5 separate regions of the Mus musculus genome follow, and regions 1, 2, 4 and 5 are each linked to region 3. Evidence: chromatin loops called from intact Hi-C (ENCODE). Cell type or tissue: heart. All regions are shown on one strand. Links, peaks and the distances in the headings refer to the core of each region. The heading gives the core; the rest is flanking DNA. Region 1 overlaps Dipk2b (divergent protein kinase domain 2B). Region 2 holds the start of Fundc1 (FUN14 domain containing 1). Region 3 holds the start of Kdm6a (lysine (K)-specific demethylase 6A). Region 4 overlaps Kdm6a (lysine (K)-specific demethylase 6A). Region 5 overlaps Kdm6a (lysine (K)-specific demethylase 6A).

The links. Hi-C counts contacts between places; a loop is a spot of excess contacts. Peaks named below come from ENCODE experiments on the same cell type or tissue, not always from the same donor. Only the 100,000 strongest peaks of a DNase experiment are listed, where the experiment ranks them.
Region 1: it touches region 3 in a loop (4-fold over the local background); 7 of 42 quality-filtered maps call a loop at or near these places.
Region 2: a loop joins it to region 3, with 5 times the contacts of the local background. A loop is called at or near these places in 9 of 42 quality-filtered maps.
Region 4: it touches region 3 in a loop (3-fold over the local background); 20 of 42 quality-filtered maps call a loop at or near these places.
Region 5: it touches region 3 in a loop (3-fold over the local background); 9 of 42 quality-filtered maps call a loop at or near these places.

What each region holds. Positions count from the first base shown.
Region 1 is chrX:18,440,010-18,446,244 of GRCm38, forward strand. The region is part of intron 2 of Dipk2b (divergent protein kinase domain 2B); the gene reads right to left. Among named protein-coding and RNA genes, the nearest start is that of Dipk2b, 18 kb to the right of the region's middle. In heart, for the core only: a CTCF peak has its summit at 2,250 (motif pointing left); a DNase peak (open chromatin) is centred at 2,262.
Region 2 is chrX:17,568,657-17,574,891 of GRCm38, forward strand. It overlaps Fundc1 (FUN14 domain containing 1), which reads right to left and starts at 3,669. Exons shown (of 5, transcript NM_028058.4): 1 at 3,497-3,669; 2 at 2,647-2,803. The coding sequence starts at 3,524. In heart, for the core only: a CTCF peak has its summit at 3,520 (motif pointing right); DNase peaks (open chromatin) are centred at 3,065 and 3,665; H3K4me3 peaks cover 1,281 bases; H3K27ac peaks cover 1,219 bases.
Region 3 is chrX:18,158,485-18,164,719 of GRCm38, forward strand. It overlaps Kdm6a (lysine (K)-specific demethylase 6A), which reads left to right and starts at 4,091. Exons shown (of 29, transcript NM_001310444.1): 1 at 4,091-4,688; 2 at 4,900-4,963. The coding sequence starts at 4,522. In heart, for the core only: no CTCF peak of the experiment used is centred there; DNase peaks (open chromatin) are centred at 3,977, 5,147 and 5,717; H3K4me3 peaks cover 2,985 bases; H3K27ac peaks cover 2,849 bases.
Region 4 is chrX:18,252,201-18,258,435 of GRCm38, forward strand. It overlaps Kdm6a (lysine (K)-specific demethylase 6A), which reads left to right. Exons shown (of 29, transcript NM_001310444.1): 17 at 1,804-2,582; 18 at 5,636-5,765. Among named protein-coding and RNA genes, the nearest start is that of Kdm6a, 93 kb to the left of the region's middle. In heart, for the core only: a CTCF peak has its summit at 2,781 (motif pointing left); no DNase peak of the experiment used is centred there.
Region 5 is chrX:18,233,894-18,240,128 of GRCm38, forward strand. It overlaps Kdm6a (lysine (K)-specific demethylase 6A), which reads left to right. Exons shown (of 29, transcript NM_001310444.1): 7 at 1-21; 8 at 2,768-2,802; 9 at 4,948-5,041. Among named protein-coding and RNA genes, the nearest start is that of Kdm6a, 74 kb to the left of the region's middle. In heart, for the core only: no CTCF peak of the experiment used is centred there; no DNase peak of the experiment used is centred there.

The DNA.
Region 1 (6,235 bases), core at 374-5,373, 280 kb after region 3:
TCCCCCCCACCTCCTGTGAATCTACAATGCAGTGAGGGCCTGGAAATTAGTAGGTCAAGTGTCTTAATTACTTTTTTCTTGCTGTGATAAGGCACTATGACCAAGGCAACTTATAAAAGTGTTTGGTTTGAGCTGATGATTTTAGAAGGTTAGAGTGCTTGTTGGTGAAGCAAAAGCATAGCAACAGGAATAGTTGAGAGCTTACCTTTTGATCTGCAAGAAGAAAGCAGAGAGAGGCAATGTGAGAGAGTAAGGGAGATGGAGATATAAAAATAAAGAGATAGATTATGATAGCAAGATAGATAGATAGATAGATAGATAGATAGATAGATAGATAGATAGATAGATAGAGATAGGACTGGGATAGCAGTCTTTTGAAACCTCAAATCACCTCATTTTGCCCCCAGTGAAATACTTTCTCCAACAAGCTTCCTAGTCATTCTCAAACAGTTCTACTAGCTGGGGACCCAGGTATCAAACATGAACTTATTGGGGCCATTTTTATTCAAACCACCCCAGAGGGTCTCAGTTCTATTCTGAACAGTGTGTCACAAATGTGATTTGCGTAAGCCTCAATAATACCAACACCAAACAAATCCCATTATTAAAAAAAAAATCTTAGTTCTTTCAGCTCTCAGCAATTCCAAGGTTAGCAGGAGAAATGATACTGTGGAGACACTCAGTCCATCCCATAGCATCTCTCCAGTGCTCCTTCAAAACCCCTTGGGCAACAAACAGTACAGTGGTTACTTCCAAGGGTTCCCAGAAGCAAGGTCACGTGATGTAGTCACCATGTGCTTCTGATGGAGCTCTGATTTGAAAGACTGTTCAGCAAAGGGTGCGGAAGAAAAAAACCTGTCTCAAGTGACACTGGCAAGACGTTTTTGGTTGCTTAACTTTTCTTGTTCACTAACAATCATTTCTTTGTTTTTGTTATAGCCCAGGTGGGCTTTCCACTTGCCCCAGCTTCCCAAATTCTGGAATTACAGATGTACCCAATCCAGCTGGGGTAGTCATGTAGTCCTTTCAATTTTGATTCCAGTGTTAGACAAGTATGAAAATAATGCAGCCAGTAGTGAGCTTTTTTTTTTTTTTAAATTTTCAGCATCAATATAGTCACCCTAACATTTAAACAAAGAAAGAAACAAAAACCTGTTGAAAGGTGTGGAAGGGTTCTTGAGCTAGTAGTGGCTTGTGAGAAATTAAAAATTTATATTCTGAAAAGTAGTTGTGAACCTAATATAAAATTGCATTTCCATGAAAACACTGTCATTCCTTGTCTGGTATCAGAATGTAGGTAGTACAGTCTCTCACCACACTGAGATGTCATCTTCTAGCGTGCAGGAAACTCATGCCCTTCCAGTGTCTTCCTAGGTCCTGTAAAACACCAGAGTCTAGCATGGCTGTCCTCTAAGAGGCTCCACCTAGAAGCTGACTCAGACAGATGCAGACACCTACAGCCAAACAGTGGATGGAGCTTGGGGATTCTCATGGAAGACTCGGGGGAAGGATTGCAGACCTCGAAGGGAATAGGAACTCTACAGGAAAATCAACAAAGTTAACTAACCTGGACCCTAGGGGCTCTCAGAGACTGAACCACCAATCAAAGAACATACACAGGCTGAACCTAGGCCTCCTCACACATGTGTAACAGGTTTGCAGCTTTGTCTTCATGTGGGTCCTGAAAAACTGGAGCAGGGGCTATCCCAAAAGCAGTTGCATATCTGTGGGATATGTTCTTCAAGCTGGGCAGCCTTGTCTGGCCTCAGTAGGAGAGGATGAGTCTAACCTCACAGAGACTTGATGTGCTGGGGTGTGGAGGATAATGAGGGGGCCCCACTCGCTTAGAGGAAAAGAGGAGGGAGTGATCAGGAGTGGGAGGCAAAGAACGGATGTAAAATGAATAGAAACCCTTCAGATCCAGGGGATTCTGAGGAATTTGATCAAATAAATTAATAAAATGGTCAAACAAAACAAAACAAAACAAAACAAACAAACAAACAAAAAACCCAAAACAAAAATCCTTAGATATTGTTGAATTAAATTTAAGCAAAAATGAATTTATCTTGTTCAGCAGTTACATATAAGCCTGTATTTTGACTGAATGATTAAGCTGCATTTTGGTGAATTTGCTTCTTTTCTGAATCTATCTGTTCAAAGAAAAAATGGAAACTAGGAAGTAAAATTGTCAGCTGTCCGGGTTTAAACAAAGCTGTTGGAAGACTCTGTATTGCCATCTAGTGGTCAAAAAGCTCCTCGCCCATTCTCCTTGGAGATGGTAACCTGATTTGCACCTAGGATTATGTCCAGACCGATTAGATGGCTCTTGAGAGGATGGAAAGCAGACATGATAGGGCGAAAGTGTTTTTCCCTTTCTAACCACTGGCTAGCTTGGGTGCTTGCTTTTTTTTGCATTTGGCATAATACCAGGGAAGCCTTCTTCGTAGTTTTGCAAACAAGCGTATTGTGAAAAAAAAAAAAAAAAAAAAAAAGAGTGGTGTTCTTGGCTGTGCTTCTGTTTGGGGACTAGCAATTCAGGCTGTGGGATATTTCCATCAGAACAATGTAGAAAAGTCATGGTTTCATAGCCACACACGCCCTGGATTTTCAACTTCCTCTTGATTACTGCTTCTGCCACCGTCTTTGGCAGACCCTGTTGTAGATATTCTGTGGCTCCAAAGAGTGTTCACATGACAAAGTTGGACTTGGCCCTGAAGGAGGGGAGCCTCAGACTCCAGACTCTGCCTCTGATGAGGACCACTGGGCTGTTCATCCATGCTGACTTTATTAATAAACAAGAAGACACAGTGTCCAGATCGAAGGCCCAATGGCCAGCTGCTGTGCTCCTTCTATTTACTTCTATTTCTTTGTTTTCTCCTCTCCTCTCCTCTCTGCTTTTCCAGTTCTCTCTCTGCACAAGGGTTGTTAGTTTATTATGGCACTTTCCTACTTTCCCTGAACACATACCAACAATCACAATTGTACATTCTCTCTCTCTCTCTCTCTCTCTCTCTCTCTCTCTCTCTCTCTCTCTCCCTCCCCCTCTCCCCCCTCACACACACACTCTTAAGGGATTTGGTCTAGATCACTGTTAAAAAGTAGCTCTTGAGAAAATGGGGTTGGGGTAGGAGGCTTAAGTCAAACACTGTCAGAATGTCAGGCTTGGCTGGTAGTCTGAGCTGGCTCTGGGCTATTTGGTGTACATCGAAAGATGAGGTATAGTTTGTTCCCATCTATTCTACAATAGCTTCCCATTTGGTGCATAAAACTTCCACATAAGTATAAGCAGGATTTCCCAACCATAAATAAGTCCCTATGCCTGATGGATTGTCAGAAAAAGAGGTCAGAGTTGTTCAACTAAATCTAGGGCTCAGGGATCTCAGCTTGTTCCAGATGAGATAAGGGATAGACACTGCTTGCTTAGAATGCTTTTGAGATGGTTGTGGTGCTATATTTGAGTTCTTTGGAAAGAATATATGGGTGTGGGTTTGGGTACACGATCCTCAACACTTCATCCTTTATAGAACATGTTGGGGTATTTGTGTAGAGTTTAGGCAGAACTCCAAAATTTTAATCATTTCTAGATGACTTACAATAACCTACACCATATGCAAATAATTATGCTTTGTTGCTTAGGTAAAGATAAAAAGGAAAAATACAGTTACAGTTAAGAGAGTCACTTTCATTTTAGTCTTTTTAGGTGGGTTCTCACTAGGTTGCATAGACTGGTTTAGAACTCTTGAATTTTAGGGGTTCTTCCACCTCATAATCCAAAGTAGCTAGGACTATAAGTAAGTACCCCAGATTGTTTTGGATTGGTGGTTGATTGAATACATGACACGGAGTCCACTAATACAGAAGGCTGGCAGCATTAAGAACATCTGAAATAGTTAACAAAATACCACTGTAATTGTTATGCCAGAGAATTACACTCTTGGCTTTGTATCCAAATGTTTTCCTCAAGTGCTGACAGTTAAATGCTTTTTGTTGTTATTATTTTCCTGGGTTACACTGGGTGAGAGTTTTAAACTCCACTGATAAATCTATTTGAAACTGAGTTTTGCTAAAAAAGAAAAGAATAAGCATGTGAGTAATAATAAGATAAGATCTGGGAGCAGCAAAGAGCAGCAAAAATCTAAGGGCAAGGTTGAAGATGCCAAATGAAAAGGATCTCTGGGAAGAAAGTATGACAAGAAAGGGAGAAGAAGCTGTCAGAAAAGAATACTGATGACTTTGATCTTAGTCAATAGAAAAACTATGGGGTTTGTCCAAAATTTATAAAATGGCATTTGATGTTTTTTTTTTCTTTTGTTTTATAGGGAAGGAGAATGTCTACTGGGGATGAAAAATGGGTTAGGGGAGGGACAAAGAAAAGTGAATATATTTATGGTATGGGCTATCTTAGTGTTGGTAAGAGATGTTTTTTGGGCAGAAAGAAATGAAACTTGTAAATACATGCCAAATGCAAAATGAAAAAAAAAATGGATGGAGAAAATATTTGCACAATAAATAAAAGAAAGGGACTCATTTTTTTCTTTTTTACCAAAACACCATGTATACTTCTACAGTGATGGGTTTCTTTGAAAGCATCTCCTATCTCTAAGCATACTAGGAGGAAGGGATCAGGCAGAACAGGGAGCATGTACTGCCATTTTTGAAACGAGTAAATCCAGTGATAGTAGACTTCACATCCATCTGTGAAGTGAACACAGCAGAGCCACAGAAGTAAAAGAATGGCAGAGCTTAGAGGGCCTTTGAGCTTATCCAGAAGCACCTCTTCCTACCTCACTCTTCAGCAGGAAGGTCAAAGCAGCGTGAGGTAAATCCAAGGCTTAAACTCAAGGTCAGTGAATGAAAGATTCAAGTCAGTAGTCTGTCCCTTGTCCTCATACACATGAAAGAGTTGATAGTTTGTGGGCTTTTCTGTCTCCACCACTAAGCCCAATGCTCCTGGGAGAGGAGGCTGCACATGATTCATCTCCAAATCCACAGCCAAAGCACAGTTGTGGAAACTTGTTGAATGTATGAATGAGAATCAGAAGCACTAATTCTGCCTGAGATTCTGTTTCTTTTCATTCTGCCTCAGTTTATAGTGACAGATCTGAGTTCAAGAACAGTTTTCACGTTCCATGGGTGTCTTAGGGTTTTCATCGCTGTGAAGAGACACTATGACCAAGAGATCTTATGAAGGACAACATTTAATTGGGGCTGGCTTACAGGTTCTGAGGTTCAGTCCATTATCATCAAGGCAGAAAGCATAGCAGCATACAGACAGATGTAGGGCTGGAGTTGCTGAGAGTTCTACTTCTTGTTCCAAAGATAGCTAAGAAAAGACTGGCTTTCAGGCACCTAGGAGGGTCTCCAAGCCCAACACCCACAGTGACACACTTCCTCCAACTAGGCCACACCTCCGAATAGTGCCGATCCCTGGGCCAAGCATATTCAAACCACCACAATGGGTCTCTAGCCTATCCCTTGGTGTCCACATACACTAAAACAGGTGACTCTAGATGTACCAGAAGGGTGCTTTGAACTTGTCAGGACTCACAGATAATTCCTAATCTATTGTTATTATGAAAGTGTCTAGGGCACAAGGGGACTAGTTTACCTTAGTCTATAGCAGTGTTTTCCAACCTGGGTTGAGACTCTTATAGGCTGTCCTGCATATCAGATATTCACATTATAATTTATAACAGTAGCAAAATTACAGTTATGAAGTAACAATGAAATAATTTTATGGTTGGGGACCATCACAACATAAGGAGTTGCATTAAAGGTTTACAGCATTGGGAAGGCCAAGAACCACTAGTCTAGAGCCTAAGAGATCTAGCTGCATTGTAATGCCTTTTGTGAGAGAAATGAAGGTTCTTTTTTTTTTCATATAAAAACACACTTTATTTAAAAAAAAAAACCAAAAAGCAAAACACATGGTGTCTACTTTAAGACCACAATAAAAATAGTTCAAAGAAAAAGATAACAGAAAACTCTGAAAATGCTTAATACATTTGAATATATTAGAAACAGGAGCTCAGAATAGACGTAATAAAGTTCAATTCAACATATTCTCATGTGTCTCACCGAAATGAAGGTTCTTGTGCTCACTGATTAGCACTAGGGGAACCAGGAATTATTAAACACACAGAGCTGTCTCTCCAAAGAGAGAAATGTATAACCTGTTTCCCATCCAGAAGGCTGGGAGAAGACTGGTGACTTTTGCGTTGTATGGTGGAGACAT
Region 2 (6,235 bases), core at 415-5,414, 590 kb before region 3:
TTTTCTGTATTGTTTTGTCTCATCTAACTTTGTAATGTCAGCCTATACCTCCTGAGCATACTCATGGTCCCTTCACTATTCTACAAAAGTATCGCAGATTTCTAATCCTAGTCTTGTGCCCTGAATTGGTCTTCCCACCAAATTAGTGTCCTTCATGAGACTGTACTTGGAAATCAGGTCACTGTTTATGTAATTAAGCAAGATGAGGTCATACTGGAGCACAGTAGCCCTTAATTCAATAGAAGTCATGTCACAGGGACACACACGCAGCCCAAACAGCTGCTACTGAGGCCCCAATTTCTAACTGATGGTAGTATCCCCCATTTGCCAGGTCATATTCATCTCAGACTCCCATCCTTATCTTCAAATACCCCATCTAGAAAACATTACCTGTTTTCTCCTTCCTATTTTTATTATTAATTTTTTATGTAGTGTGTGTGTCTAAACATTCACACATGGCCAAGCACAATGTACATGAATTGGTTCTCTCCACCATGTGGTACCTGTGGATAAAACTCAGGTCACCAAGCTTGGCATCAAGCCTACTTGCTGAGCTATCTTGCCAGCCCTCCTTTCCACTCTTAGGGGCATCGTTACCTTTGGAATGTAATGTTGGGATTCCATAGCTCTGCTTCTGGATCACACTCTAAAAGCAGATTCAGTATTCAAGGCCTCCAGGTCTCCTAGCAACCACCTTTTCTCATACTAGTTTTCATTTCTTATTACCAAAAACTTATGGCTAAATCCAATCTCCTTAGGCTATTCATGTCTTGAGCTGGTCGGTCTCAAGTGTTAAGTTAGGTTTATGCCTATATTAACTGTTCCTCTTTTATGCCACAATATCACATCAATGTTATATCCTAAAAAGATTTCAAATGTTTTCTACTCTGAATCTAAACTACAGTTCAAATCATTCCAACAAATCACCTATGTAGCTGGCAATATCACTTAGAGTTAGAATGCTTGCAAGGTCCTGAATTTGTGCCCACATAAAACAAAAACAAAAACAAGCCACCTGAATATAAGTGTCCTATTACACAGACCAGGTCATAGAGAGAGTTGAGCAGGTCAAAGCACTTGCTACCAAGTCTAAAGAGCCCAGTTTGATCCCCAAAACTCACATGGTAAAGATCAAACTCCTACTAGCTGTCCTCTGACCTCCACATATATACTGGGACACATCTGTGCCCCCCACACAAATAGATGGATGTAAAAAACAAATACCCACAAACTATTACATAGCTCCTGGGTTGAATACTTGTCTGATACTGACAATCCAAATGTATTACTACTGTTGTTGTTGTTATTATTATCAAGAATATGGTTCTTATACAGGAGTCAGTAAGGAAGAACAAAGAAAAAAGCAAGTAGTGAGGTCTTCATTAAACCCCAGGTTGAATGCTACAGCTACACAAGCTGTGTACCAGTCACTACTAACTTCTGCTCTGCCATTAGGGTTTTCAGGAAGACCTGGCAGTTATGGGCCTTCTTAGCAGGTTAGGTCTGTAAGAAGAAAATGTGCAACGATCTGGCTTTCCGCCATGATTCTCACTAACCAATCACCTCTGGCACCAAATTATAAATGCATTTAAGGGGGCAGAGTTGTAATCATCCTACAGTGAATCATCTAATTGACCGAGGCCCTGAGCAGAAATTTCCCTTCTAACTGTATGATTTTTCAATAAAGCAGTATTAATACTGTGCCTGTGCTCCATGGAATCTTCACCATAATTGTTCTTTGTTTGTTTTAAATTATGAAATGGCATTTACAAGAAGGCATGGGGCATCATTATTCCGAGGTTCATGGAAAACACACATGAATAAATGTCATTTTCCCATGCCAAGAGGAAGTATGTAAATATTTTAATTAGCACAAGATGAATTTACCTTAAATGTAAAGAAAAAAAATGCTTACAACTTAATCACTGTCACTTCAAAAAAAAAAGAGTCATCAACATATTTCAAAATACTGAACTGTTTCTGCCCCTTTTTATCTGGTTAATATTTTATTCCAAAAATAATAGAATTAAAATACATGGTAACAACAATGTAAATATGTGCTTACATGAGCTGTTGCTTGATTAATGGTTATTAGCCACTCCTTATTGTACTCCAAATTATTGCATAATAAGTAATCATTGCATTAATTCTAAAGCAAAGGCAATCTTCTCAGATCTTCTTCAAAGCACTATCATAATCAGAACCAGTACACAAAAAATGTAGAATCTGATGCATCATTGTGAATAATTTTTACAGACCATTAATGCTTCTATGTACAGAGCTGAGAATCTTAGAGGCTAGTTCTGCAATGGGAGTTCTCATGTTTTTTCCAGTTATTGGCACTGAATAGCAAGTAACAACTTACTTATAATTAACTTGCTTAAGTTGAAAATTTGTTAATGAATTAAAGGAAGTGTAAAGGGTGGAAGTGGAACTATGGTGGGCCTTTGACAGAGGGAAATCATCAAAATCCAACCAGGACTATCTGAAGGCTGATACAACCAATAAGATCCGGGAAAAGCCCCAAAGTTGTGTTCTTCTGGAATTTAAAAGTGGGGAGCCACTGAAGATTTATGGAGGCTGTGCCATTTACAAAAGGACAAGAGCCAGGTTCCCACTAAAATTTAATGAAAAGAATGTTCTCACCAGCCAGTCACGCCACCCATTACAATCTGAGTAGCTACTGAGTATTTTTCTACCATAGGTCCGGAACTGTGGCCAAATACTCGATTCCACCAGTGGTGTCTTCTTGCATATTCAGTTAAATCCAACACTTCGTATGATTCGTCATCGCTTTCATAGTCTTTAAAAATACAAAATGGAAAAAAAAAACATTCATTCTACAGTCTGAAACGTCTCACAAGCTGTTTTCATAAAACCTGTGGGCCAACACACTGTCATGTCTGGTCTACAACTAAAAAGGCCCAGATGTAAACGAAGGAGCGTGATTAACTCGATCTGGGAGACTAGGGCCTCAAGCATAAAGGGCCTAGCAACAGCATCGGCATTTCCTTTCCCAAGGCTTAGGGACACGCAGCCAGAGGCCAGTTGAATTACAAAGCAGTGGGCGGTCACCCGCACAATGAGAATAAGGTCAGGGCAGGGTACATTTCCATCTGTGGGAAAAGGGGGCGAGGGGATGATCCTTCCATGAAAGGAAAAGTCAGGAACCTAGCAAGAGGAAATCAGAGCAGGACTAAAACGCAACCAACCATGGAAATCAACCCGCCAACCCTCCTAATTTTGCAAGATGGAGAAGGGCTCGAGGTGGGGGCAGGGCAGGGCAGGGTCTAGCCTTGGTTAGGTGTAGGTGAGCATGCTAAATTCCGCAGAGAGGGAAAGGAGACCTCTGGTTCAAAGGGGCTCTCGCAAAGGGGCTGTACAGCGACAGAGCCCCAGAAACACTGGAGGAGGGAAAGGGAGAAACACCATAGCAATAAAAGGTCGAGTGCTGTGGGCAGCGTCCCAGAGACTACTTCGGGCCCTGGCTGCTCACCTTGGGGAGGGGGGTTCCGGGATGCCATGATACCGCCAGCGGCCAGTTGGGGGTGGTCCCTGCCCGCCTCTCCCCACCACTTTAAAGGACGCTCTAGGCCGAGTTGGAAGTCTATGGTCTCTCTTTTTTCCTCAGCCTCCTCCTCGCCCCGCCCACACAGTCGCGTCACCGCCACTCTTCCCTGTACACGACCTCCAACAATTTGTGCGCAGCCGCAAGGCTTGGGACTTGTGATGGAATAGCTGAGTCCCCGCCCTCCTATTGCTTATGGGAAATGTAGTCCGTGCTCTTTTCCACTGTAGCCTGGGCATTACCCCAACCTGCTCTAAGTTTCTAAGAGTTTTTTGTTGTTTTGTCTTATTTTTGTTTTTGCTTTTTGGTTTTTTTGTTTGTTTGTTTTTTACGCTAAAGGAATGGAGGGAGGAGCGGCTAAGGGTAATAGAACAAGATAATCAGTTTAGTGTTGGCAGACTGTTCTTAACAAGTCTTTAGTCAGGATGCTTCAACGAAGCTGTCTTTCTGATTAGGTGTTCTTTTTTCAGGCCCTATCTTTGGCCTTTAGTTCTTTCAAGAATTCTGTTGGCTTTAACAGAAATTTCAGGCCCACTTCTTGCTTGATGTCTAATAACCCAGTCATTCTCCAGTAAGAACCCAATTAAACTAGCTCAGCAATAAACTCCCTTGATGTCTCCTCTTGGTAGGACTCTACACTTCGACCCCCTCAGATTATGCACTATAAATCTCCAGCTTTTTGTTGTTGTTGTTGTATCCCAAATTAAAATAGACCCACTATCTATTTTAACAAGTGTCAGGGCAAATATTTTAAAGGTTTTTTTTTTTAATGAAAAAAAATTTTAATTAGATATTTTCTTTATTTACATTTAAAATGTTATCCCCTTTCCTGGTTTCCCCTCTGAAAACCCTCCTCCCCCTATCACTTCCCCACTCCTCCAGCTCACCAACCCACCCACTCCTGCTGCCTGGCTCTGGCATTCCCCTATGCTGGGGCATAGAGCCTTCACAGGACCAATGGCCTCTCCTCCCATTGATGACTGACAAAGCCACCCTCTACTACATATGCAGCTGGAGCCATGGTCCCTCCATGTGTTTTCTTTGGTTGGTGGTTTAGTCCCTGGGTATCCTGGGAATAGCGGTTGGTTCATATTGTTGTTCCTCCTATGGGGCTGCAAATGCCTTCAGCTCCTTGGGTCCTTTCTCTTGTTCCTCCATTGGGGACCCTGTGCTCAGTCCAATGAATGGCTGTGAGCATTCACTTCTGTATTTGCCAGGCACTGGCAGAGCCTCTCAGGAGACAGCTATAACAGGCTCCTGTCAGCAAGCACTTGTTGGCATCCAGAAAAGTGTCTGGGTTTGGCGACTGTATATGGGATGGATCCCCAGGTCACATTTTTCTCAAACTGCTGAGGGCTCTAGTTTTTTTAGTGCCCTGTTAGTCGAGCAGACTTTTGCTTGTATTTTTGGTTGGTTGGTTATTTTTAGACAACATCTCACATAACCTAAGATTCTCTGGAACTCCCTATGTAGAGCACGCTGGCCTCAAACTTACACAGACCTACTTCCCTCTGCCTCTCCAGTATTAGGATTGTTTGTTTGTAAACATGGTCACACTATGTAGCCCAGGCTGGCCTCTGATGCTGGATTCCTCTGTCTCACTCTGCCCAGTGCTGTGATTACCGACATTCACCACAAAGCTGTGATTTTAAGAATTGTTATTATTTGAATGTGAAATAGGGATAAAGTCTGTTTTTTTACCACAAATTTCCATGGATTCTGTAGAATATAAAAACATGTTGGATACCAAAGAACTAACCCAAGTTCACATAAATCAGCACCAAACTTATTTTAAATATGCATTCTAGCCCTTCCGGTCTGCGGCAGCTCCATCACCTTGGGCTCGAACTCCGAAGACAGTCCCACAGTCCCCAAAGGACTCTCCACACGATCTTAGGATCACTGGTGAGTGGAAGACAACATCAGTTCCAAACCAATCTTGATGGGCCTGTGCCAGCAGCAGGGGCGCAGGAAACCCACTTGACCAGGGGCTCAAGTCCCTTCTGGTCAGTGCCAGCTCCAAGCCACCTTGGGCACGAACTCAACAGATCGTCCCACAGTCCACAGAGAACTCTCCACGCTACAGGCACCCTAGCACACCCAGGATCTTAGGATCACTGGTGAGTGGACACAACATCTGTTCCAAACCAATTGTGACAGGCCTGTGGCAGCAGGAGCAAGGACATGTGAGCCCTGCCTGACGAGCTGCTCAGGTTCCTTTTAATCAGTGCTGATATACCTTGGTTTCGAACACACCAGACAGCCCCATGGTCCCCAGAGGAGACACTACTTCCAGACGCTGTAACATGCCCAGGATCTTAGGATTCCAGGATACTAGGATACCAGGATACCAGGATAGCAGCAGCTTGCTCACTTCAGAACCTCGGGGTCTCAGAGGAAGCTTGACTGCCAAGAACTCTGACACAGCCAGAATCTCAGGTTAACAGGAGCCCGGAATCATAGAATCACAGAGAAACCTGGACACTGGGGAGTACTGAATCAATCCGGATTATAGAAAGGACAGGCTCCAATCAGATATATTGAGGGCAGCAAGCACTTGAGATAATCAGATGGCAGGAGGCAATCATACGAACAGAAGCAACAGAAACCAAGGTTACTTGGCAACATCAGAACCAAACTCTCCCACAATAGCAAGTCCTGGATACA
Region 3 (6,235 bases), core at 881-5,880:
CAGAGGACAACTTCTAGGAGTTGGTTCTCTCCTTCTGCCTGTGAGTTTCAGAGATCACTCAGGTAATATCAAGCTCCTTTACTCACTGAGCAATGTTGTCACCATTGGGTAATCTTTAGGATTATTATGAGAATAACTGGTGAAATTTCTTGAACTTACTTTTGATCTTGACTTAAATGACTATTTTTTTGTTGTAGTTTTTTGGGGGATAGGATCTTATGTACCCCAGGCTGATCTTTAACTACTGACCATACCACCATTTCTGGCTCCCAAATGCTGGGATGATAAGCAAAGATAGCCTTATTTAGACTAGATGAAACATGCCTGTTAATGTGAGTTTCTATTATTTGTATAGGTTCTATAGTACTAACATTAAAAATTAACTATATTTTTCTTCCTTTCTTTCTTTCTTTCTTTCTTTCTTTCTTTCTTTCTTTTTTTCTTGAGACAGGGACTATATTTTTCTAAATGCTTAAATGCTTTAGGTTAAGTATTTGGTTGTTTAAAATAGGTTAAATTTATTCTCTTGTAACTGGTTTTATATTGATGGAACTTACACCATGTGTAATACTGCTTCAAATATACATGAAGTAGTCCATAAACTTTTATATCGTTTTAAAATATTGATTTACCCATGCAAGTTTTATAGGTTGGCAAATTCAGATTAAATTTTCTCCAGGTTTTTTTTTTTTTTTTTTTTTTTTTTGGTTTTTCAAGACTGGGTTTCTCTGTATAGCCCTGGCTGTCCTGGAACTCACTTTGTAGACCAGGCTGGCCTCGAACTCAGAAATCTGCCTGCCTCTGCCTCCGGAGTGCTGGGATTAAAGGCACGTGCCACCACACCCGGTGGCTCTCCAGTTTCTATTGTGTTGTTATAACCATAAAAAAAAAATCTAGATTTGGTGTAATTTTTTTCATTTTCGAATAAATGAGAGGTATACCAATGCTGTAGATATATACCTAAACATAAAATGAATTAGGATTGCTTGTGGTTGGGCTTATGGGGAGGGTGAAAACTAGGAGGAAGTGATTCTTAGTGTAATGTAGTAACAAACAATTTAGACCACATAGGTGAAAGCAAGAAAAGATCTCAAATATCAAAATTATAAAATTTATTTTTTTGTTTGATGCTGGAGATTGAAAGGCCCTGAGTATGCTAAACACACCCTGAGTCTTAATAAGACTTTGAATTCTGTATTACACATTTAGTACTTTGTTTATCTTATAATATCTAATCTCTCTGTGTTTGTTTTCAAGACAGGGTTTCTTTGTGTAGCCTAAGCTGGCTTCAGACTCAGAGATCCATCTGCCTCTGCCTCTTGATTGCTGGGATTAAAGGTGTGAGCACCCATGCTGACCATAGCATCTAATCTATAAAATGTCATTAAGTGGTTTCTTTTATACTTTGTGTGTGTGTGTGTGTGCACATGCGCTTGTGTTTGTGTCATGGTAAGCCTGTGAAGGTCAGAAGACAACTTGCAGGAATCAGTTTTGGAATCTGGCAAATATTTTGAGGGACTAAGGTTGGTTGCCCCACCATAAAGTGGTAGAGATTAGATTTGTATGATGTAACACAAACCAGGCTCCTATTTTTATATCACTTTGCCTTCTACATTTTAATGCCCTTCTTTGTAGCCTAGCATGACCTTCAACCTAGCACTCTACCAACTGAGCTAAATCAGCCCAGGTTTTTTTTCATAGTTATTATTATTATTATTATTATTATTATTATTGACATACGGTTTCCCTGTGTAGCCCTGGCTGTCCTAGAACTCACTCTGTAGTCCAAGCTGGCCTTGAACTCATAGATCCACCTGCCTCTGCCTCCCAAGTGCTGGCATTAAAGGCATGTGCCACCACTGCCCTGCCATAGTAATAATTATTATAAAACAAAATTTTTCCATTTTTGTATGTCATAAATTTAAAATTGCATTAATTTTGACAGTGACTGAGAAAGGCTCCATGCTTATTTCACATACATTTGACAGCTAAACTATGTAAATGCCAAAAAAATTACATAGACATGTAAGACTTATTTTATATGGACACTGCATGTTTGATGGAGGATAAATCCTTGTAGTTGGCCTGGTTTGGCCAGGCATGATTGTACGTGTCTATTATCCCAGAACTGAGGAGTCTGAGGCAGGAGAACACAGAGGCCAGCCTGGGCTACAGAGCAATACCCTGTTTCATAAAACCTGTGCCCCAATAAACTAGAATTACTCCACATCAAAAACAACAGCTTTGGTTTAGAGGTCACAGAGCTTGCACAAGGATCAGAACCCAGCTGTGCTAGCTAGACTCCAACCCCTCCCTATCACTTTATTTCTAAAACTCTAACCTTATTATTAAAGGGCAGGAAGGCACTCAGACATGGGTTGCTTATATCATTCTTGGAAAGGGACTAAATCAGGAACCAGTAACTTTGGGGACGTGGCCAAATACTGACAGGTTTGATTTCTGTTTGTGCAAGTGTCCATGTGGTAGTGGGGCCAAAAATCTCCCAGGTTTTGAAGGTCACCATTTGTGACATTTAACAATTCGTATGTTAATTTAGCTATAGAAAATATTCAGTCTCTGGTACTCACTCAGTCAAGTAAAATAGAACACCATAGAACATGTTTTGTAAAAGTGTAATTAAACACGAAATATAATCCATACAAAACTAGTTTATTCATCTAGTTACTAGTCTCCAGGCAACAATTTAAAGCTCTGTCTGTCTGCAAAATTAGTTGGGACTTTTATAGTCTCTCATTGAAGAACACAGCTAGGATTTACTGACTCAGCACTTATATATTCTGAAATCTAAATTTAAATATACCCTATTGATTACAGGTGTAAACTTATATAAAACATATAAAGCTTGGTTTATAAACGGATCTTTTCTTCATATAGTCCATTTACTAATATTTTCTATCCCAAAGACTGGAGGTGTGATGAGATACATCACATTATATCTGCCTTTTCAAAATAGTCGATGGAAAGTTTGGTCTATCTCCTGATTATACTATGGGTCAAACACCAGACTTATTTGTACCTGAGGGACAGAACAAGCAAATGTTACTGCTAAGGGTTTCCTATGTAGTGGAAGCAGAAAAAGGCTGGCAGGAAGCTGTGTTGAGGATTCTATTTCTCTAAGGCCAGTTCACATACAGCTCCTACTCTTCCATGGAGTACCCACTGAGATGACAGCAACAGAACCCAACATTCTGAAATCCCCCTCGACAAATTTCACTGTTTCTGTTTTTTTCTTTATAGTATAACGAATTACTGCTAGGGCGTAGGGTATATGCAAGCAGCAGGAATATCTGGCCCGAAAGTGCTGCCAACAGACAGACCTTTGGCGGTGGGGTGCGGGAGCCAGCGCGCCAGACCCCCTGCAGGCGACTGACTCTTCATTCCTCCCTGCCTGGGGTGAGTGGGCGGGGGTCGGGAGACGTTTTCCCCTTCCCCTTTTGAAAGGGTATGGGGCTTCGCGTGGCCTTGTCTAGGGCGGCGCCCAGGCTGCAGGGTATGAAGCCGGCTGCTGCTCCTCTGGCGCACTCCTCGTGGAGGCTATTATTTCTAGCAGTGCGCCTTCTTCCGAGGGCAGAGGTCTGGGGCCGAGTGTTCCCTCCCCGCGACTCAGCTGGTGTCCAGCCCTGTCGGGATCGATATTCCCGGAGTGCGCGAGCGCTAGCAGGACCACCGAAATCACAGTCTTGGCCCACCCTAGGGCTTCCGGGCAGCCAGAGGCTGTCCTAGGCTTTCTCGTTGGCGCTCGCTACAGGCGGTGCCGGACCTCGCCCAGACTGAGCACTCCCCTCCCCCCCCCGATCCCACCACGGCTCCCGAAGGGACACAGCCTGGACCCCTCCATTCTCTGCCTGTGTATTTAAGTAGCACAACCTAACCGGCTGCTCCCACTGGGTGACAACCCTACTCCGGACAGACGTGCCTATCAGCCAACCACCGACCAGAACTGGCGAGCATCCCGCTCTCGGATCTGTGGCGGCCTCGGTGGGCGGGGCTAAAGCAGCTAGCAAGTTAAGTGGAGCCACGACTGACGCGAGTCAACAAAGGTCACGTGAGGCGAGGGGCTGCTCTGGTTGGCTGCGCCGAGCGGGCTGTGAGGGGGGGGTCACGGCAGCGGCGTGGGGTTCGCTGTGTGACACAATTACAACAACTTTGTGCTGGTGCCGGGGAAGTTTGTGTCTCCTACGAATCCCCCCCAGAGCTCCCGCTCCTCGCGCGCTCCGGCCATTCCCGCCGACCCTGCCTGTGGCTGCCCCCTTCCCATCCCCGCGATGTGACCCTACAGCCGAGCCGTCGCCGCTCCGGACCCAGTGGTTCCACAGCCTCTGCTGCCTCTGCCTTCACCTCTACCGCGTTAGGATTTTTCGCTGCCGCCTCTCGCGGCAGAGGAGGAGGCAGAAATAAAGTTGGTGTGCCGGTCTTGTGCGGAGATTGGAGGCGTCCTTGCGGGCTCCGGCCCGGAGAGGGGGGGTGTCGGCGTTGGAGTTGTGAATTCGCTGCGTTTCCATGAAATCCTGCGGAGTGTCGCTCGCTACCGCCGCCGCCGCCGCCGCCGCCGCCGCTTTCGGTGATGAGGAAAAGAAAATGGCGGCGGGAAAAGCGAGCGGCGAGAGCGAGGAGGCGTCCCCCAGCCTGACAGCGGAGGAGAGGGAGGCGCTCGGCGGACTGGACAGGTACGGGGAGCGGGCACTCGCCCGGGCGGCTCGGGACAGGCTGGCGCCACTCTCCGAGGAGGCCGGAGCGCGGCTAGCCTGTGGCGGCCGTGGGGCGGGCACCTCGGCTTGGCGCTCTCGGCTCCGCTGACGCCCGGGCCTCGGGCTTTGGCACGGACGGGTCGGCGCCGATGCCGGGGCACTAACGAGCGGCGTGTGTCTTTCTCCGCAGCCGCCTTTTCGGGTTCGTGAGGTTTCATGAAGATGGCGCCAGGATGAAGGCCCTGCTGGGCAAGGTAAGGCAAACCGCGGGCCGGAGCGCGGACGCGGTCTCTCGAGCCAGAGGCGCGCTCGCCTGGGGCACCGGGGCCGGGTCACCACTCATTGTGGCCTCGAAAGACGGCCGAGGGGCTTCCGGAAAACTATTTCCTGCTACTGCGCTCCCCTCCACCCCCTGATACCTCGCTTGCTCTCTTGAGAGATCACTTCTCTTGGAGCCAGAGGACAGAGGCAGTGGCGCTTTTGGGGCCAAGCTCATGTGGGGCTTCCAAATTGACTACGATTTTACCGCCCTTGGAGGCTAGGCGGATGATCTCTGAGGTGCCTAGGGAGGGTCATGAGTTCGTAAACAGCTGTAGATTTCCTTAAATCCCCCGCTCGTTATCTTCCCTGGTTATTAAGGCTCTTTAGGCAGTCTGTTCCTGATGCCTGCTTTAGTCAAACATTTCGGGATGGCTTCTTGTCTCTGCTCCCTGAAGGGGGAAGTTGCACGTAGTTTAGGTCCGTAAAGAGTTTGCATGGGGTTATTGACTTGTATCATCATCGGTGTGTGCTTTACCTGAAGTTAGGTGATTTGTTTACTTTTTGGATCTTTCTGCCAAAGATCTACCACAGTTGTATGAGTGCGTTTTCTGGAGCTTGGTTTCCTGTGAGTCTGTCAGGAGCAGTTGGGGAGGATTCTGGGTGTAGTCTCTTGTTTATTTGTGTGCAAAGTTGTTGGTACTGTCATTTAGTTAAGTAATGGCTGCTTCTGTCCGCCCAAGATGGCGGGACAGGGTGGGAGGAGAAAGTGAGCCGGGGGAGGTTTGGGGGAGGGAGGAGAGGTAAACAGGGAAATAAATAGTATCAGAGAAGAATAGGCCTCTCCTTTGGAGTATGTAGCTCAGTAGTTAATAAAAATGATCACAGATTATTTGCATGTAGAATTTTTGTCCCCTTCTCTAGCTTTGAAATAGCGTGCATACGCCTGGTAAATGCTTATCAACCTGTAGCACATTTAGTTACCCATGGTAAGCTATTGAACAAAGGCTGGAGTCTCAGTCTGTCTACTTCAGTTTATATTTCCTGACCAAAGTGTGATTGGAATGGTAGGAGGAGGTTTTTTTGTTAGCTGGGACTCTCAAACTTGGAGTGTCTATGGTAGATGTTGCATTCATTAGACCTTTTCTTCTTTGCCGGAAATCTTTAGGTTTGATTTGATACTTTGTTAGCTCTATTGTTGCAATTGGGAAGTTTAAGAAAGGCGACTAAAGCTTAACGGCTTTAAAAAAAGTTGATTATTTTGCTCC
Region 4 (6,235 bases), core at 588-5,587, 93 kb after region 3:
GTAGGAGAAAAATAAATACTGCATTACACCAAATGTGTAGCGAAGTCCAAATATTTGCTGTTTGACTGTATACAGGGATGATTTGGAAACTTTTGAATAGAATTAGTTTCACTGGGTTGTTACAAGTTGAAGCCCAAGATGAAAGGATAGATAAAACTGGAGGTAGCAAGTATAGACTGTTCCCATGGGTCATCTGCAGTCATGTAGGTTGTACAGATAAGGGATAGTATAGCTAAAGGAGAAGTAGAGTTTAGAATTTGGTTTTGTTCGTATTTTAAATTAAAATGAGAAATAAGCTAATGGGAAACATTCAGTAGAAAGATTGATAAAATAGAGGAAAAAATTGTTATTTGAGATGATGTGTTTTGGGAATTCAGTATCTTTAAACATTATTTGTTAAGATGCCTATTAAGGTTCTAAAGTATAATTGACTGTTATATAAGTGAGAGCATTTGTTATGATTGTGAAGAATAGTTCTCTTATTTTTCTTCCCTTCTAAATCCTAGGTTTGCTTAACTGCTGATATTTTCAAAAATACTCAATCCTATTTTAGAAATCTGATAACATTAAAACAAAAAATCTTAGCTCATCCTAACCTGGCATTCAGGAAGCTGATGCAGGAAGAATTCAAGTTCAGGGTATCCATGACTATGACATAGCCAGATTTTGTCTCAGGGAAACAAATACTTTACCCTACCACAATGATTTTGCAGGACACAGCCTTCTGTACCTGCTAAATGGCAAGGAACCCTAGTCCCTCATGGCCACTACCTAGGAGCCTTACAATATAGTTATAATGAAGTAAGAAAATTGTCTAAAAATATTAAACTAATTTCGGGTCAAATTTTTCCCTCATGAGGTCGCTTTATAATACTGCAGCTGGAAAGCCCCTAATAGTCATGTAATTTTTATTCTTTAACTTACTGCCAAATTAAATCTTTTTTCAAAAAAGCTTTCAACTCAGCTACAACAAGTTTTAAACTATCAAATTAGTTCCCAATTCCAGGGTTCAATATGGCTGAGAAATTCGCATTCTTATTCAATTATTTTGTCAGTAAAACGAAATGAAAATTGTGATTCCAGGGGGGCAATTTTCAGGTAAAAATTATTCGTCTTAGTTCTACTTATTTTTATTTTACTAGATGTATTAAGTGACCTTCCTCTGGACTTAAAACTTTCCTTACCTATAGTATAGTATCTATCCTGGCAGATATTTTCCTAAATGTTTATACTCAGTTGATGAAAAAAAAATGCAGCTTTTTATAAGTCATTAGTAGAGACTTAAAATGTATATTTCTGTACACATATAAATAAAATATGGGGTTTACTGAGTGAGGAAGCTTTTTAGTAGAGTCTTAAGTATTTTAGAAACTTTGCTCTAGAGGATAGTTACTTTAGTGGTAATTGAATTAGGGATGAATATATTTACTTTTACATTTAAAGATAAAATTAATTTGCTTTCTATATTAATCTCTTAATAGATTACAGATGCATTATTTGGTTTATCATATCCATAGATTAATTATTAATGATATTATATGTCTATCCATATTTGAGTTTAGAAATGAAAATCCCTGTTTTAAAACTTAATTTAGAGTTCTCTGTGCTTTCTGTAAACTAATGTATGCCATACTAATTAGGGAAATTCTTTTAGCTAACTAAAAGTACTTTTTTGACAAATTTGGAAATTGGGTCAAATTATAAAGATACTTATTTTTTAGTGGCTTTTACATTTAATATTTAAAATTTTGAGTATGCTCTCAGTTTAACATAAGATTTAAACCATCCTTTTTTTCTTTTTAGGGGCTTCACAAAGGTCCGAGTTCACATTTGGCAGGTCCTAATGGTGAACGACCTCTATCTTCCACTGGGCCTTCCCAGCATCTCCAGGCAGCTGGCTCTGGTATTCAGAATCAGAATGGACATCCCACCCTGCCTAGCAATTCAGTAACACAGGGGGCTGCTCTCAATCACCTCTCCTCTCACACTGCTACCTCAGGTGGACAACAAGGCATTACCTTAACCAAAGAGAGCAAGCCTTCAGGAAACACATTGACGGTGCCTGAAACAAGCAGGCAAACTGGAGAGACACCTAACAGCACTGCCAGTGTTGAGGGACTTCCTAATCATGTCCATCAGGTGATGGCAGATGCTGTTTGCAGTCCTAGCCATGGAGATTCTAAGTCACCAGGTTTACTAAGTTCAGACAATCCTCAGCTCTCTGCCTTGTTGATGGGAAAAGCTAATAACAATGTGGGTCCTGGAACCTGTGACAAAGTCAATAACATCCACCCAACTGTCCATACAAAGACTGATAATTCTGTTGCCTCTTCACCATCTTCAGCCATTTCCACAGCAACACCTTCTCCTAAGTCCACTGAACAGACAACCACAAACAGTGTTACCAGCCTTAACAGCCCTCACAGTGGGCTGCACACAATTAATGGAGAAGGAATGGAAGAATCTCAGAGCCCCATTAAAACAGATCTGCTTCTAGTTAGCCACAGACCTAGTCCTCAGATCATACCATCAATGTCTGTGTCCATATATCCCAGCTCAGCAGAAGTTCTGAAAGCTTGCAGGTTAGTGTGGCAAAATTAATCACAGAGTGAAGTGTTTGACGATTTGTCTGATCAAGATCTGGGAAATAAAAGATAGTGTAATCAGTCATCCAAAGTAAAAGTTTGAACAGAGCTTGGTAATGCTTGAATGTTGTGCTTGTACTTACTGATGATTGTGCAATATGTCTGAACGTGCTGTTACTGCCCTCTACTGGTTACTACAGTTGTTGGCTTCAGTGTGGTTGACTGCTCTGGGGATGAAAACGAGACTCAATCACATTTGGCTAAAAATCAAGGCCTAGAAAAGCCTATTTGCTTGATTTTGAACAAAGTCTGTTAAAGGTTAGACTAGGGATAGACCTCAGCAATCGCCCAGGTAAGTCTCTGTTTACAATTCATTTGATTCTAGAAGAGCTTATAAAGAGATAGGAAAAGTAAGGGACAATGGAGAGTTAAAACAGACTGCTAGGTTTTTGTGAAAGAAAAAGCATATTTGTTTTAGTTTTTGAAGGATAAACCCTCTCAAACACTTAGAGGGATAATAAGTGTTCTGTTTAGAACAAAAACGTCATCATCAAAGGATCAGTCTGATTAGATTGCATCATCTTTCAGTAATATTTGAAGGATAGAGATTAATGGTCTTTTCATTGTACATGTTTCGTCTAATTTTTAATCATTGGTTTGTATTTGTCATCCCCTATGTATAAATAAATCATGGATGTAAGCAGTTAACATCACTTGGAATAGTCACAAAGAATTCTGCATAGTTTTCTAGCATTGAATTTTAAGTTTAAGCAGTGTTATACATTTTTGAAGGCCTTTGTTTGGTTGCTGGGTTTAATCAACAGAAAATAACTATTCTATAAATAGGAAATTTAAGCATTGGGTCAGTTAAATTGGCTATTTAATATAACAATTTCATTTTAAAGTTGGAAACAGTTCACATCTATCAGTTCTAGTATGTCTTATCATCTAGAAATATTATCTTTTGCTATTTACATTGCTTTATTAGAACATGTCCTCAACCTACCATTAATTGTTTATATGAAATTAAACTTTATTTTATAGAGTTTGCTACTTATTTGGAGCATGGGATAGGACTGGCATAGGGAGAAGAATTCATTTAAAATAAATTAAAATTAATCTTAATATCACTTTAATTGTAGTACTGAAACTTTAATATACTAAAGTTTAACCAGAAATTATGTCTGTTTTTTATTATTTTCTTTGTTGATCCAACCTTGCTGGGATCATTTTCCTCAATGGCCTGTAACATGGCAACAGCTGCCATTAATCTTAACTATTTTTTTGGATGGGGTGAGGCATAAGCAGGCTCTCTGTAGCCTTGAGTTCACTATGCAGACCAAGCTGCCCTGCCTCTTACCTCTGCCTCCTTAGTGCTGGGATTAAAGGTGTGCATCACCACATCTACCCAGTCTTAAATTAATGTGATTTTTTTTTCATGTTGGCATTTAATATATATCTAAATTAAATTTTTTAAAACATACTGTAAGATCACTTAATTTCTAAAATTTGTTTCTTTAGAAAATTTTAATTTAGGGGACATTAACCTCTTTTTGTCTTTAAGTTACTATCATTCATTTCAACATTGAACCCCTTTAAGTGTCTAGGTTAACAGCCATAGCGGACTGAGATGCAGTTACCTTGATACATTCCACTATTCTTGTCTTCTATCTGCCTGCCTCTGCCTTGGCTAATCTGGTCTTTACTCTCCTTTCCTAGTTTTGCTTCTATTCAGTTAAAGCAGGGGCTCAATACCTCATCCAGTCTTTGTAGACTCAAGACATTTGCTTTAAAAACAAAATGAGAAACCGAGATGTCATAAAAATTGCTTACTGGAGGTAGATTCTAGAGCTATATTATGTCCCAAAAGTTATAAGCAATGTGGAAAGGCTTTTTTTGTTGTTGTTGTTAATAAAATTTTGTGCTATGGAGTGGCTAGTTACTATATTTCTTAATGTCTTATGAAAGATACTCTTCCATCTCATTTTTGAGGACATTTGGACATTCACTTGAGTACATCCTCATAGTTTTATGTTAAACTTACAAAGGTCATTTTGCTTCATTATAGACACTTAAATAGCTAAACGCACCAAAACTTTTATCAGTCTCTGGAGTGGACTTGGGCTGTTTAAACCAATCTAGGCATTATCTTAATGAAGAGGCAGGAAATCACTTGTGTAAGTTGGAGACAAATCTTCTGAAGCTTAGAGCAAAAGGGTCTTGAGATTACAAGTAGTGGGGTGTTTGGTTGATACTAGCTTATGCCAGAACTCAGGTGAAAGTAACCCAGGTACAGTTTAGGGGCTTTTTAACAAAAGATTTTTTTTTTAAAGGTCCTTTTACTCAGAACACTTTCTTTTCATTTCTGTACTAAATATGGTTACTTCAGAATGGGAAAAAGAACGATTTAAGATGACATAGTTTCTAAATTCTCTCTGTAACCATCTTATTCCATAACTTTTCTTCCTTTTCTCTCTACTTTGGGCTATTTTGATAAAGTTTTATTATCTGGCCTGTGGTATTCTAAAACTGTTCAGAAAATAGCATATGTACCCTGCATCTGTCTGCAGCATTAAGATTGATAAGTAAATGTTTATAGTCTCTTAAATAGATGATTATATGTGTCAGTTATTTCAGAGAAATTTCTGTCTGTTTCGGACTTGATTTTTGCAAGCAGATTTTTAAGACACAGTAAAAAACTGCTAATATGACTATTTGCAATTTTTCTTGGTTGAGCTAATGTACCAACCTTGAATGGAAAAGATTCTGATAATTGAAAGGAAATTAGAATTCATACTTGTTCTTCAGATAAAGAAATCATAAACAAAATAGGGAATTTTTTTTTATGTTCAACATATTGTGCTTTTAGTTTTCTTCAGTGGAAGATCCAGGAATCAAAATAAGTATTTGCAGGAAGAATTTTGTTGTTCTGCTAGATTCAAAATTCACGGAGTTATGAAACTGTCTATTATAACTTAATTCAGAATTGTTTTCTGCCTTCTATGTAAATATAATACTGATTTTTCTTTTCTTTCCTGTTATTTTTAAAGGAATCTAGGTAAAAACGGCCTGTCTAATAGTAGCATTCTGTTGGATAAATGTCCGCCTCCAAGACCACCATCCTCACCATACCCTCCCTTGCCAAAGGACAAGTTGAATCCACCTACACCTAGTATTTATGTGAGTCTGAATTAGCTAGAAATCATCCAAGTTAGTGTTTTCTTCTATATGTCTTTTGTAAAAATCTTTTAGGACAATATATTACAGATACTGGCAGCAATGTGACAATTTGGCAACAAAAAGATATATTCAAAGATATTTTGTGATATTTTGCAAGTACCTTTTTAATTGTTGGTTATATTACAAATTTATTGTTGTTTTGTCTTGTTTTTGTTGTGCTGGAGACTGAACCTAGTACTTTGCACATTCTGGGCATGTGTTTTATAACATTGCTACTATTCCCATAGTTCCTCTGTATAAGGTATATTAGAATAGGTGAAAATATTTTCACTGCCTTAATTTTTAGCATTGTAGGTCAGAATGGGGTCCCATGTCTGGCATCCGGCCCTCCACAGGGCCAGAGCCACTCATGGAGGCAGACACAGGACCCCACGCCAAGGCCTCTACCAGGTAGGTGGGTGGTAAGCTGT
Region 5 (6,235 bases), core at 769-5,768, 75 kb after region 3:
GCACTTTGTCCAATGCTGAAAGTAAGTACTAAATACCTTTTGATACGTGTGTTCAGATCATTTTGTTACAAATGATAACAACACTTAAAATCATATTAACAAATTCTGTGTAGTTTTTCTTCCACAGTTATTGAGGCTAACTATGGGTTGATATGGCTACTTTACACATAGAATTTAGGAGATTAAATATTATGACTAGTCTGTCTGTAGCAGATATGTATTGAAGTAGGCTAAACAAGGTTGATTTTTTTTTTAAATAGCTTACTAATTGTAAATGACTTAGAGGGATTGCAAATAACATTCGTTAGTCATTTAGTAGATATGCAGAGGTTTATGTGGGAGCTCACTGATTGTGCTCTGGTGTTAAAATTATTGAAAATACTTTGACTTTATTATAATAGTTTCATATGTCAAATACAAAGTTTGAGGTGACATTTTCCAGTTAATTAAAGAAGAATGCTGTTGTGAAGTATGTTCTGATTCAGTGGTTTTATTTTCTTTTTCTATATAGATTTCTTTTCCTGTCCATTTAATATACTCTAAAGTAACAAATTTGATAATTGAAGAGTGCTTTTTAGAAATTATCAATTTTTTTAAAAAAATATTTCTTGAAAAATCAAATAAAAGAATCTGACTAACATGAAAATTTCAGTAGATGTTGTGTGTCAGGAAGTAACCATTTTGCTATAAATTGTTTGGGTATTCTTTTCCATTAGTTTGTTCTATTTCCTATTCTTCCTTCCTCTTCCCTCTTCCTTCCTTCTTAAGGGAAAAGTTGAAAGAGAACAGTTGAAAAATATTGTTGTATTAACCTGAATACAAAGGTTGAAGCATAAAGTGTTGCGCTAAAGGGTACAGATTCAGTACCCAGCTACTCTGTCATTCTGTCCTCTGACTTAGACAGCAGTATAGAAAAATGTTATTGACAAGTAGTTTTGTTGTATGAAATGCCTAAGGAAAATTTTAGATTGATTAGTGAAAAGTTGCAGAACTTTTAATATGACATGGATTAACAGCATGGGCAAACTGCAATTGTAGCTCTATGGTAGAGCATTGTGCTCCCCCAAAAGAAGTCTAAGGTAAAGTGAGCTTTGACAACCATTTCTGTAGGAAAAATGTTTCTAGCAGTATTTAATAATTTTATAATTTGAGAAACAAGATCATGGTGATGTGAGACGTTTTGTTATGGAATACAGTAGTCTCCTGGTATTTGTTTTGCTAATTCTGAATAAACTTAGTCTCATGTCCTTTTGTGGCAATATTAGTTTATCTCAAATGTAATTTGGTGGTGAAATTTTTTTATTTATTTGTTTTGCTCTATTTTAAAGAGGACCTTAAAGAACTTAACTGTATGGTTTTTTGTCTTGTTTTGTTTAATATAAAGGGCAACATTGGACTTAGTAATTCTTGGAATAATGAGATCCTTTTCATTAGTCCATAAGATTGCCTAGAAGAAATTTATAGAGTAGCAATAGAGCATCAAGTAGTTAATATTTTGTTTTGATTTTCCAATTACGATCACACAGCAGTATAGAAAAATGTTATTGGCAAGAAGTTTTAGTATTTTAGAAGGCTCCGTGTCTTCTTGCTATAATAGTCTGTCTCTCACATAACAAGGAAATAGTACAACTGGAATACTCTGTAAGAACTGCACTGTATTAGGCAGAGAGGAGTAGGTAAAGGCCCTTAAATATCTTCTCTATAACTTAAAACTTTAATTATTGTTTTTGGGTTTTTTATATTCTAAAGATATTTTAATTTTTACTTATGTGATGTTTAACATAGCGTAATATTTTTGAATTAGTATGTTATTTTTAAATTCATTATATGCTTCCTTACCTTGTGTGATGTTGTTACTCTGGTGTTCAGCCTGAGAGAATAAGCATGAAGAATCACCCATAGAAAGGAATAAAATGGTAGCCTTCCAAACCTTGTCCCATGCTGTCAGAGTCATCATTTCAGAAATCTATACTGATAACAAGTCTCTCTTAAAACTTGATCATAGCTTTGGACCTTGTGGTTTATTTTTTTAAACAAATGTACACAGGCTATATTTATGTAATTTTGAGAGGCTCTGAGAGTGCTTGAAATCAATTTATAAAATCGAAATCGAAGTATGGAGAACATAAAACACCAAAAAAAATTTTTTTAAAGAGAAAAGGGAAGGGAGAGATGGAGGGGAAAGACAGAGGGACAGAGACGGAAAGAGATAGAGAGACACACACCAGTTTTTATTCTTGGTTTGCTTTCATACATGGGTGATAGAATATCAGTAAGGAGGAGCAATAATATCCAAAATATTCTTTTTATTAATATTAATATAATACATAATATAATACATAAACATAAAAATATAAATCTAATAGCTCTTGTTTTAGTATGTTTTCTGTTAGATATTGACTTTAATACACATTTGACTTAACCTCAAGTACATTTTGAAATGTAAAATTTTGTAAGATTTCCCTATTTACTTAATGTTGTCATTTTAAACATTATAAAGTATATACTCATTTGCCATATCTTTTTACATTAATAATTAATAACACATTTTGTTTGATAACTAACAGTGACTAATATGGTTTATTATCCTATTTGTTCTTTAGTGTGACTGTATATTTTTTATTAAAAGCAAGTAAAAGTTCTTCTATTACTTAAATCTATGTAATATAAGCCATGCCTATATTCTGTAATGTTATTCTTGCCTAATTTTTCCCAAACCTTGCTGTACTATCAGTGACTTGTTTTTGTTTTCTATCATTCTTTATAGTTCAGTTTCACATTGCCCACTTATATGAAACCCAGGTGAGTGTTTTAATTTACCCAAGTGAAAAAGAAATATACAGTATTCACTTATAATCATGGACTAATGAAATTAAATGTATGCAGGAAATTTCATACAATTTTGGCTATTGTTACATACATATACTCATTAAGTTTAGTCAGAATATTGTTCAATCAGTTAATAGACAAGAAACTTGATATATCCAGAGAAGAATCACTTATAACTTGCTTATAAACTTGATTTGGTATTTCTAGTAATTGCATTTACTATTTCTTTTGTGGTGGTGAATGCTTTAATCTCTTGTAGATGCTAATTATAATATGTTGTTTTTAAATGATTTTTTTATCAGTCACCGTGTGTGTGTGTGTGTGTGTGTGTGTGTGTGTGTGTGTGTGTGTGTATCTGCATGAGTTGGTGTACACATGTTTGCAGGTGCCCTTGGATTTATGGGAAGTTGTGATCCTCCTGATATGGTACAGAGAACAGACCCATAGTCCTCTTCAAGATCAATAGGCACTTAGCCATCTCTCCAAACTTTTATTTATTTTGATTGTTTTGCATTTTTTTGTTTGTATTTGTTTCTTATTACTAAACCTTTAATGAAGTTATCATTGTTTTCTACATGATTTGAGGCAAAAGCCAACTTCGTGTTTCTTGATATGATGCAAACATTTCCAAGCATGTCACTGTTTTTATATTTCTCGTTTTTGAGTTTATAATAACATTTTCACAGCGTATTGTCTTTCTACGATATAAATCTGAATATATTAGTTAAAATAGTTCCCTGTCTTCATTACCTTAGGTTACAACCAGTCATCTTAAACTGACTTAGCAAGGTCTTTGTAAGCACTCTCTGAATTTTCTGCTCAGTCTTCTAGTATTCTAAGCATTTGAACATTTTTCTCCAAAATATACTATCTATATACAACATGGTGTATTTTCTGTTTCTGTCTTTGGTCTTCTTGCTACTTTGCAGCCCCAACCATTTCCAGTATGTGTTAGATGATCAACAATATCTTTTTGGTTGAAGGAATTAGGTTGAGTATGTGAGCCCTTATCCTACTTAACTATTGCATATTTAATTTTTGTAGACTAGATAAGATTAATGTCTTAGGATTTAGTTGAGTTCATGAGCAGAAGTTCAGTTAATAAGTACTGATAATCTTAATGTGCAGTTGTCTAAAATGATGATCCCTCCTGATGTATATATATAAAATAGTTCCTTAGTTATTTCCAATGCTACTTATTAATTTCATTTGATGCTTAGAATGAGTCAATAGATGGATTAGACATTACCTTTTATATTTAATTTGTAGATGTCAGATAATAAGGTACATGATTTGCCTGTGGCTCATATAACCAGTTTAGTATTTGTCCCTACACTTTTTTTTTATGATTTATTTGATTCAGACAGTTAAATAGTAGTAGTAAGAAGAATAAAAGCCACTGCAACCTATTGTTCTATGAAATGTAATTTAAAGGCAGTGTTTGCAAGCTTTCCACTTTTTGACTTTGAAGGTGTTTTAAACCTTATTACTTTTGTGATAATAGCTTTTGGTCATGTTAAAACTTTGCAGACAGTACTAAATTTACCTATGGGATTTGAAAATACTGTAAGGATTGAATACTATAATTATGGCCGTCTTAAATTTAAATTTATAGATGTTATAAATATTTTGTAATCTTTCATATTCTGGAAAGATTATGTATATAACAGGATTTTACTTTTTTATCTGTGATTTTTATTATAGTTTTTGGGGGTGTTTTATATTATTAAGTTTCTTGGGCACTTGCTAAGCAGGCAGACTATACTCTTGGATGGAGAGTACTCTGCTGTTATTAATATTAAATAAAATTGAGGTGATTTACATTATTAAATGAGTTTAGATGATTTTAGCTATTGGGAGTTGGCAAATACTTAAAGGTCATATTTTAATGATACATTGTTATAGTGGGTGTTAGTACTAGTATTACTTACATCGGAAATTGGAACCTGTCTGGTGTTAAAAGGAAACATCAGTAATAGAATCAGCACTTTCTTACTTTAAGTTAGTTTTTTGGTTTTTTAGTGTATCAAAGCATAGTAAATATTATATAATTCTTAATATTGGAATGATTTTTATATTTGTTTTCTTTTTCTCTAAATTTCTTTTTATGCTCTTTAGAGGAAGTATCATTCTGCAAAAGAAGCTTATGAGCAACTTTTGCAGACAGAAAACCTTTCTGCACAAGTAAAAGCAACTATTTTACAACAATTAGGTATGTAATAAAATGATATCTTATGTGTTCTTCTGTATATTTTTCATAGTTGGTAAAAAATAATCTGAACCCTCTTCTAAGTATTTCCCATCTTAGTCTCTATATTCTAATTCTTGTCCTTTTAAATTCTGAAAATTCTTCTTAACCATTGGGTGAGAAAGCATGAGAATTCCTCGGTACGAGGTTCATTTGTAATTTATGTCCAGTGAAATTAACTAATTTGCCTACAGTCAATTAGTGGTTTATGAACTTCCTTTCACGGCTTCATCAGTATTAATCACTAAAATATTTGTCTTAAAATTACTCAAACTCTAGCACACTATAGGTTTTATAAGCACACAATCCTATTTAGTGTATGAAGATAATGTAACCATTTAGGTTTTCTGATTACTATCTTGAAAAGAGAGCCAAGAAACCCTTCAATATTTAATTTTGTTACTTAATTATTGAATCTTCCCCCCCTATATTTTGTATTTGATTTCTTTCTTTTGTTTTGGTTTTGGTCTGGGAAAATTAGTTGTCAGTTTTAAACTAACATTGTATATATGTATTTTTATAATAGTTGTTTAATGTAATTTTGAAGTTAAAGTTCCATTTATTGTGATTGACTATATATAAATAATGATATTACCTGCTGTCTTGTTACTTGTCCTTTGCTATGATAAAACACCACGACCAAGGCAACTTATAAAAAGAAGGATTTGTTTTGGGATTGTGGCTCTAGATGGGTAAGAATATATCACAACATGGCAGGAGGCAGGCACTTGGCAGGAACAACTGAGAGCACACATCTCCAAACATAAAGAGGATCCAGAAAGTAGAAGAGGAACAGCAGACAGACACAGGGAGCTTTTGAAACCTCAAAACCCACTCAAGAGACATACTTCCTCCAGTGTCACAAACTGGGAACTAAGTATTCTAATGCCTCCTTCATACCACCATACTTTCATATAAACCTTTGTTTTTATATTTTAATTTTGTCTATTAGAATTTTATTTGAATTGTCTATATTTTTAAGAATTACAAGAGTATCAAAATGCCTTTAGTGAACTACAGTGTTTGAGTAATGTGAATTTTTATCATTAAATTTAAACATATTGCTAGTATAGTGAAAAAGTTTTTGCGTTTTAACTTGGAAAAACACGTGTGATGCTTTCAAAGTTATTTGCCTCTCAACTAATGCATGCATATAAA